Regions from separate parts of the Homo sapiens genome. Here region 2 is linked to region 1. A link is a contact called in ENCODE Hi-C or POLR2A ChIA-PET data. All regions are on one chromosome and are shown on one strand. The core of a region is the stretch at or near the end of the contact, and the rest is flanking DNA. Distances in the headings are between cores, read along the strand shown.

Evidence for each region. Hi-C counts contacts between places; a loop is a spot of excess contacts on that map. ChIA-PET counts read pairs that join two places held with the same protein, here RNA polymerase II (POLR2A). Pooled maps may share reads with other maps.
Region 2: a loop to region 1 is called in a pooled map, with 5 times the contacts of the local background. The contact joins the enhancer-like site here to the promoter of CRACD in region 1. A Hi-C loop is called at or near these places in 1 of 37 single-sample maps with no recorded cell type and 9 of 50 pooled maps. POLR2A ChIA-PET finds 5 or more read pairs at or near these places in 2 of 52 experiments (GM10248 and HEK293T).

What each region holds. Positions count from the first base shown.
Region 1 is chr4:56,046,671-56,051,259 of GRCh38, forward strand. CRACD (capping protein inhibiting regulator of actin dynamics) reads left to right here and starts at 2,428. Exons shown (of 11, transcript NM_001393381.1): 1 at 2,428-2,629. RefSeq lists a silencer at 2,154-2,793 and an enhancer at 2,324-2,999.
Region 2 is chr4:55,891,805-55,896,393 of GRCh38, forward strand. It overlaps EXOC1 (exocyst complex component 1), which reads left to right. Exons shown (of 19, transcript NM_001024924.2): 14 at 831-907; 15 at 1,748-1,976. All of the region lies in intron 4 of EXOC1-AS1 (EXOC1 antisense RNA 1), which reads right to left. Among named protein-coding and RNA genes, the nearest start is that of EXOC1, 40 kb to the left of the region's middle. Within about 2 kb of position 2,172, at least 5 of the 41 ENCODE cell types and tissues checked have a DNase peak (open chromatin) inside an H3K27ac peak, as active enhancers do.

The DNA of each region.
Region 1 (4,589 bases), core at 1,178-3,677:
ACCCAGTAGATGCCCAGTAGCAGCACCTGCCATCCCCAGTGTAGACCACCAAAAATGTGCCCAAGACACTGCCAAATGTCTCCTACAGTGCAAGTATCCCTACAGCTGAAACTACTGGTCTAACTACGAAATTTATTTCCCACATATTTTCTATAACCTCTCACACAGCAGTTAAATGGTTAAGTGTTAAAAAAAATTCTAGATGTTCTGCATCTTTTTTTTTTTTTTTTTTTTTTTTTTTTTGTATTATGGCCTCTGAAAAATGTTTCCACTGGTAGGCAGTTAGCTATCGAAAACGTGGAATAGTAGACTGATACTTGGGGTTAGGGTGCCATGCAATCTTGTTATAGCCCTGGATATAGTTGCTATGAACCAATGTATTTGAAAAGTGAGGGAAAAAAACAGCACCTGTCAAAAGTGGTGCCTGATGGATTCCGATTTCTGAGGCCCATGAGACACTAAGTCTAGTTGTTAGAATGGTCCAATATGAGCATCATTTCTCCAGAACTCCGGCGATATTTTTTGGGTGTATATGAATTGGGGTGCCTTGTCCTACAAAGTGAAAAGATAGTAGACCTACGTTTGACTTATGAACATTTGAATTTTTATATGGACATTTGTTTGTGTTTTCATGTAGTTGGCAAGACTATAATATATATCAAGAACAAGATCTCAGCTATATGTTCTGCATAGATTTGATTTTTGGCTTCTGGGAACTTCTTTTTTTTTTTTTTTTTGAGATGGAGTTTCTCTCTTGTTGTCCAGGCTGGAGTGCAATGGCGCAATCTCAGCTCACTGCAACCTCCGCGTCCCGGGTTCAAGCGATTCTCCTGCCTCAGCTTCCCGAGTAGCTGGGATTACAGGGATGCGCCACTACGCCTGGCTAATTTTTGTATTTTTAGTAGAGACGGGGTTTCGCCAAGTTGGCCAGGCTGTTCTTGAACTCCCGATCTCAGGTGATCCGCCTGCCTCGGCCTCCCAAAGTGCTGGGATTACAGGCATGAGCCACCGCGCCCGGCCGGCTTCTGGGAACTTCTAACGCTACTAAACTCAAATCAAAAGAAATTTGCTCAACCCTTTCTAAAACTCTGCATTATTCTAATTTGGAATAAAGCAGACATAGTTTAGGATATGTGCACACTGAACTAAGTATCTATATTCACGAAAATACAAAGCCATATATTATACTGATATTTAACTTAAATGTTTATCTAGAATAAACCAGTTGGATAAGGTAACATGCACTAGATTCTCCCAGTCTCAAGGTTGCTCCTTTAAGTCATGCAGTGAAATTACTAGTCCTTGGCCAATAAGGTGAAACCTCGTCTCTACTAAAAATAAAAACAAAAATTAGCTGGGTGTGGTGGCGGGCGCCTGTAATCCCAGCTACTCAGAGGGAGACTGTGGCAAGAAAATCGCCTGAACCCGGGAGTTGGAGGTTGCAGTGAGCTGAGATCGCGCCACTGCACTCCAGCCTGGGCAACAAGAAACTCCGTCTCAAAAAAAAAAAAAAAAAAAAAAGAAAAGAAATTACTAGTCCTATTTTTGGCATTTGGGACATCTGGCTCAATACTGGGTATAATTTAGGGCTATCTTTCGTATTTTGCATCTTTTGTCTAGTCATTTTGCTTTAAAATTTCCTGTTTAATAATGATATTCAATTATTTTTAGCATCCTTGCATACATAGTAAACTAAAAAGATCACCAGAAACTGATTTCCAGTAGTTGCACTGGCATAGTCACAACAAAAAGTATGAAGGAAAAGTCTTGTTTTCTTCGTTAGCCCACAAAAGGAGAAGTCATTTTCCTTAAAGCATCAAAATCAATATTTAATTTCATTATGGCTGGGGACAATAATGCACATTGTCAATGTCACTCCGTTCGGATGTACAGGGACTCAGCAATGCAATTTCTAGCCTTTCTATTTCTAGGTGGCATTTTCCAACTTACTCAACTCTCAGGAGTCCCAGTGCCATTTATTGTGGTTGGGACTCTGCAGGGCGAAACTTCTCCTGGGCTCCCGGTATCTCCTATTAGAGAGACTGCTGCGGGTAACAGGGACCGAATTTGCAACCTGTGGGGTGGTGACTGATGGTCCAATGTTCTCGCCACACGCAGGATGAGCCTCGCTGTGAGCCCACCACTGTAACCTCAGACCCCACGAGTTCAGCACTCCCTCGAGTCAGGCTTTGCAGAAGCCGGGAGGGCACTGGTCAACCCCACGCCCCTCCTTGGGGCCCGCTCCTGGTTTCTGGGCACCCCTGGGGAGGGGAGCCATCTGGTGTGCGCCACTCCCGGAGGGCGCGAGAAGGAAGCCGGCGCCTCACGCTCAGCTGTCCCTGGGCGAAGCCGGGCGGGGCGGCGGCGCGGGTCCGAGCGCCCGAGGCGCCGGCGGAGCATGTGACCACGCCGCGCGGGGCCGGGCGCGCAGTGCCGCGCGGTGGCGGCAGTGGGGAGAGCAATGGAGGCCACGGCCGACTGAGAGGCGGGTGCGCTGCTGGTGCTGCTGCCGCGGCGGCTGCTGATGCGGAGGCTGCCGCGCGCAGTGCCGCCGAGTCCGCCGCCCGCCCGGGACCGCCGGTCGCCGGCCAGCCGCTCTGCCAGCCGGAGCGCCAGGCGGGGACCTCAGGTGAGCGCCTGCTCGGCCCGCGGCCGGAGCCAGACAATGGGGACAGGGGCGGGCTTCTCTCCTCCACTCGCGCCCCTCCGGGCCGGGCCCCCGCAGCGCCCCGGGACTCCAGGGGACCTGGCCCCGGGGGCGTGGGCTCGGCGCGGCGGGCGGTGGGCTTCGGGGCGGTGTCCCCATGTGGGAGGCGCGGACCCTCCCGGAGGAACCTGCGCGCGGCTTGCGCGCTTTGGATCCCCGCAGGGGAACCTGCCGCCGGGCTGCACCCCGGGAACTTGCGGAGAATATGGGACCTCGCCTGCCTTCTCCTCTTCCCGCGCCTCGCCATCCTGTCCCCAGGTCCCTGGCTCGGTCCCGACCGCGGCAAGGGCCAGAACCAGACCTCACCGTCCGGGATCGCGGACGCCGTCCGGGCTCAGCCCTCTCCCCACCGCCCCCGGAGCTGCATTGCTTTGTTTAACCTCTGCCAGACCGTTTCGCACAAACTCTTGTTGCCCCAATTCTGATGAGCCACCAGTTTGATAGCTGAGGCAAGACAAAGGTTTCCCCTGTTTACCAAGGGCCGGGGCCAGGAGACTGCGCGCTGCCCGTGGTGTAAAATCTGTTTTCTTTATCTTCGCCCGGGGCTTGTTGCGATGGTTTTCCTGGCACTATAACCGTCCTTTCTTGCAGAGCTCTGTAGTGGCGAGATTGGACCTCCTAACCCTACGGATACGGTGGGTGGGGTATGGCTTTTTTTTTTTCATGATTATCAGTAAACAGAAGCCGACTTTGAATTTTATAATATGTGTTCTTGAGTTAGAGACATCGTAATCATTTTCTGAATTCTGAATTTTAAGAGAATATATATTTCAAGACACATTGATTCAGTGGAGGGGGAGGGGGAAGAAAACCTAGTAAGTACGACCATGTGTTGTGAAATTTTAATATGGTTTTAGGAATAATGGCTGGGAAACTGATCTGGTGTAGGTGAGGGAGTGTGTGTGTGTGTGTGTGTGTGTGTGTGTGTGTGTGTGTGTATTGGGGGTGGTAAGTGGTGGTGGTGGAGAGGGAGTGGTTAGAATACAAAGGATAAGGCAGTTTTAGAAAAAGATTCTTAGTAAATATCCTGTGGCAAATTTTTGATTCATTAAGTTGTGAGTTAAATCAATGTTTCCTTTAAAAATCACCTATAGTAATTGTGGAATTATATAAAAAATGGCTCACAGTTCTTTGGCATTGTTTGTGACTCAGGAATCTGAATAAAACAGTCAGTTTTGAGTAATTTTTAAAAAGTCAACAAAGAGAAGACTCCTTCACTACTGTCTCCTTTATCCTTTGGGAAAAGGGAATCCTTGTTCAGTATATTCAAGAGAAAATTGCCTATATGAAAAAAAATTTCAAAGGCAGCTTTGAAAAAGAAACATTTTGAAAAATATAATATGGTTGCATTACAGATCACTTCAACTCAGAAGTGGGCAGGGAAAAAATCATGTTACTGGATCGCCCTTTCCACTGTTGATTATTTAAAATGCATTGTATTCAAAAGCTTAATTTTACAGTCATCTCTAACACATTGAGAAACTTTCACTCTAAAGACTTAGCAGTACTTACCGACCACTGAATTTGGAGGAGGAAGCTAACACCAACTTGACAATAGGCAATTGGTGTGAGAAACAAAAGCTAGCTCTTGGTAATAGTTCATAGTTCTTCATAAACTACAAAGCACTATAATAAATGTAAGTTATTATTATCGCTAGATGAGGAAGCTGTGTTTTACAGTTTTTCTCTTACCCAATTTCAGACCAATTAATTGGCATTAATTTGAAATTCTCCAGGGAAAGGGACAATCTTTTAGTCTTTTTTTGTGGTCTGTATTTCTGATCTGGCACACAGTAGGTGTTCAGTATGTAGTCATGGAAAGAAAGAATGAATAGGTGAAAAAAATACAAGTGGATAAAACGTGTACAGATGGAATTTGTTT
Region 2 (4,589 bases), core at 922-3,421, 160 kb before region 1:
CAAATAACAATAATGATAAATAAAAGAAAATGAGGCCTCAGATTTGCCTTCCTTGTGGCTTTGTTACTAACTAGCCATGAGATCTTAAGCCAGTTATTCGATCCCCAGCTTTCCTCTTCTGTAAAGTAGATATCATAGTGCCTATTCAGCATGCCTTTCTGGTAGCATACATATAAGAGAATAAGATGAGAGAGTTTCTTGAGTATTTTGAAGAACTTAAAAACAGTGCAAATAAAGTGTTTTTTAAATTATCATCTCAAAATTGTATGCCACAGACAACCAACTTATAAAAGCAGTCATAAAATAAATGAGAAATGGATTATGATAAATGGTTTAGAGTGTTCATTGTTATGGTAGTAATGGTGGCAAATTTGTTTATTTGTTGGCCTCTGTAAGAATTTTTTATAGCATTTTTTTAATGCTGAAGTTCTATTAGAATAATTGATGAGATTTCCTTAATTTTTTAAATTCTCTTTTGAAAGTTGTGTTTGGACGTTTTCTATTTTTGTGGTGGTTGTTGTCAAGCTGCCCCCACTCCCACACCTTGCGTTCAGCTTCCTGTACCTCCCTACTTCCCCTCAGGTGCACACACAAATACAACTTCTCACCCCACAAAAGTTCTTGGATAAAACCTAAGAAGAGTATCTCATGAACATTCTTAAATAGCATACTAAATTATATAGCTAGCTTTATCATAATGCTACCTTTAAAAATATTTTTCATAATGTATTCTTTCCTAGGAATTTTAAGACTGAGCAGGCTTTTGCTATATCAATACTAGTCAAATTGTTGGTCTTTTATTATGTAAAGTGCCTGAATAATTTTTGCAGGCTGAAGCAGAGGACCTGGATGGAGGAACATTATCACGGCAACATAATTGTGGCACACCACTGCCTGTTTCATCTGAGTATGTCTTTGTTACTATCATTGTTTATTTTGGAAAAAATAAACTTTAAAATGTGGAGTGCTGCTCATTGAGGGGTCTAGATGTTTCTCAGTAGCCTGACAGCACTCACAGTACCAGCATGTGTGTCCATTGTCTTATCAAACGTTTTACTGATTTAAAATAGGGCCTATTTTATGGCTCTTCAACTCTTCCTTGCTCCAGGACTTACAGAAGATGAAGTCAGTCTGTTGTTTGCTGGTAGGGGGAAGCCTTTGAATTGTAGTGTATTTCTTAGAAATCACAAAGCACATTTCATGACCCAGCTTTACAAATTAAAACTAATTCAAATGATAAAACCCAACATCAGTAAAATATTTTTATATCAAAAACTACTATAATCATATTTAGACATTTTTATTTGTTTTTTGTTGTTGTTGTTTTCTGAGATGGAGTCTCCCTCTGCTGCCCAGGCTGGAATGCAATGGCGCCATCTCAGCTCACTGCAACTGCACTTCACCTCCCGGGTTCAAGCGATTCTCCTGACTCAGCCTCCCAAGTAGCTGGGATTACAGACATGCACCACCACGTCTGGCTAATTTTTGTACTTTTGGTAGAGACAGGGTTTTACCATGTTGGCCAAGCTGGTCTTGAACTCCTGACCTCAGGTGACCTGCACACCTTGGCCTCTCAAAGTGCTGGGATTACAGGCGTGAGCCACCACGCCTGGCTATTTAGACATTTTTAATTGAAATTTAATTATGGTATTTTTGTCCTTTTGTATATACCCAGTGGATTAAAGTTAACGGTGAATTCACCTGAAGCTTGTTATAACTTTATACTTCTTGTCTGTTTTCTGAACAGGAAAGATATGATCCGCCAAATGATGATTAAAATATTTCGCTGCATTGAGCCAGAGCTGAACAACCTAATTGCATTAGGAGACAAAATTGATAGCTTTAACTCTCTTTATATGTTAGTCAAAATGAGTCATCATGTGTGGACTGCACAAAATGTGGACCCTGCTTCTTTCCTAAGTACTACATTGGGAAATGTTTTGGTGACTGTCAAAAGGAACTTTGACAAATGCATTGTAAGTTTTCTTTTTTAAAAAAATACCTTAGCATCCTAGTCATTGCAAAATATAGGTAAATGTATTTAAAATCGAGGGATTTCCAGCTTTCTGTTGGGGAATCTGTTGTTTATGTCCCTCGAAGCAGGGCATGGCAACAATCTACATGAACAGAGTTAGTTGGGTGGCACTATGCCAGCTAGTTTCCATTCCACACTGTGAATCTTGGCAAGTTCTGGAGGAAGTGGCACAGTGGCACCAGTTGCTTAAGAGATCCACTGGAGGCCAGACGCAGTGACTCACACCTGTAATGCCAGCACTTTTTAAGGCCGAGGTGGGCAGATCACCTGAGGTCAGGAGTTCGAGACCAGCCTGGAGAACATGGCGAAACCCCATCTCTACCAAAAATACAAAAATTAGCCGGGCGTGGTAGCACATGCCTATAATTCCAACTACTCGGGAGGCTGAGGCAGGAGAATTGCTTGAACCTGTGAAGTGGAGGTTGCAGTGAGCCAAGATTGCACCAGTGCTCTCCAGCCTGGGTGACAAGAGTGAAGACTGTGTCAAAAAAAAAAAAAAAAAAATCTACCGAATCACTGACATCTCAGTTTATTAGTCAATGACCATTGATTTAATGAAACAATTGAAACAATCATTTGGGTTTATTGTTATTGTTCTTCTTTTAATACATTCTAGTAAGAAAACTAATTTGATTATTTTAATTATTTAATTTATTTTAATAGTTTAGTAGCTTTAATAATTGTATTTTATTTTAGGAATAAATTGTTATAACTGAGCAATTATCATTTTCCTCCTAATAGAAAAAAATTTGACAACTTTCTTACTATCTGTTACTTTTTTTTTTTTTTTTTTTTTTTTTGAGATGGAGTCTCGTTCTTGTTGCCCAGGCTGGAGTGCAACAGTGCAATCTCGGCTCACCGCAACCTCCGCCTCCTGGGTTCAAGTGATTCTCCTGCCTCAGCCTCCCGAGTAGCTGGGATTGCAGGCATGCGCCACCACGCCCTGCTAGTTTTGTATTTTTAGTAGAGATGGGGTTTCTCCATGTTGGTCATGCTGGTCTCAAACTCCCAACCTCAGGTGATCTGCCCACCTCAGCCTCCCAAAGTGCTGAGATTACAAGCAAGAGACACCGGCCATCTATCCATTACATTTTTTATACTTGTATGTATGAATTGGGCTAGGCCAGGTTAAAAAATGCTTCATGAACACTTCTCAAGGCATGGCACTAGAGAAGGTAATCTAGACAAAGATATAAATTCATATTTTCTCATAAGTTGCATATATATATATAAAGGACATAGGTTTGCCACTGAAGAGGAGGGTGGTTTCTTCTGCCTGTCATACTTCTGTATATCTTATTTCAATAATGTCTTATTTTTGATAAGATCTTATCTCTCATTTATGAACACTGGTCAATAAGATCAATAGACAGCATTTATAAATGAGTGCTTACTGTGTACCAGGCACAAGTCTGGGCACTTTGCACACATTATGTCATCTAATCTTAAACCCAGCCCCTCAATAAGGTAGATTGTTTGAGAGGTGAAGTTACTTTCCCCAGGTCCACAGTTAAAAAATATGGATCTTGTATTCAAACCCAGAAAGTCTGGTTCTAGTACCTGCAATCTTACCACTACCTTTTCTACTGCATCTGTTTTTCACCTCACAGTTACCAATACTGATGAAGTAGAACATTAGTACAGATAATATGAAATAACTGACTATACTCTTAGGGTTTTCTTATACTAATGTCAGAAGCCTAGAGATAATTATTTTTCTAATCCATGTGTCATATGGTTTTTGAGTTATACTCCCCAAATCTCAACACAATGAAATGTTAGGTAGAAGCTGAAATAATACAAAAGTATTTGGCAGTGTAATCATTCCTACTGAGTAGATTTAGATCCCTTCAGAATCATAGAACCATAATTGAATCCGTGGATCGTTTTGAACCTAAGATTCTGTCTGCATGAAACATTTCTTTCGCATTTTGTCATATAATGCACAAGCAGTTTGTGGAACTAAGGCTAAGTGACTAATAAATATATGGAAAATTAAATAATGCAAATCCATATGGAAATGCCTATCCTCCCTCTTTGTTTCTGTACTCTGAAAATAGAGAGTTTGTCTATCCAGACAGAAATTTTAGACTGACGAAAATTGGAAATGACTGTGGTTCTCAAACTTGACCACGTGGCCACCAACCAGAAGTTACCCGGAGGGATCCTATAGGTGCTCTGGAATCTTCTCTCCTGTAACCTAAAATCAGTAATTGCCTTGTACTCATCTTTCATAAATGGTAGAAATGTGTGTTGACTGTTTTTACTTTGTACAGAGACTTGAAGTTCACGGCCTTGATTGTATTTTGTTTTGTTTCATTTTATTTTTTGAGACAGTCTTGCTCTGTCACCCAGGCTGGAGTGCAGTGGCGCAATCTTGGCTCACTGCAACCTCTGCCTCCCAGGTTCAAGCAATTCTCATTCCTCAGCCTCCCAAGTAGCTGGGATTACAGGCATGCACGACCCCACCCAGCTAATTTTTTTTTGTATTTTTTGTAGAGACGAAAATGGCCAGGCTGGTCTTGAACTCTTGGCCTCAAGCGATCCACCCACC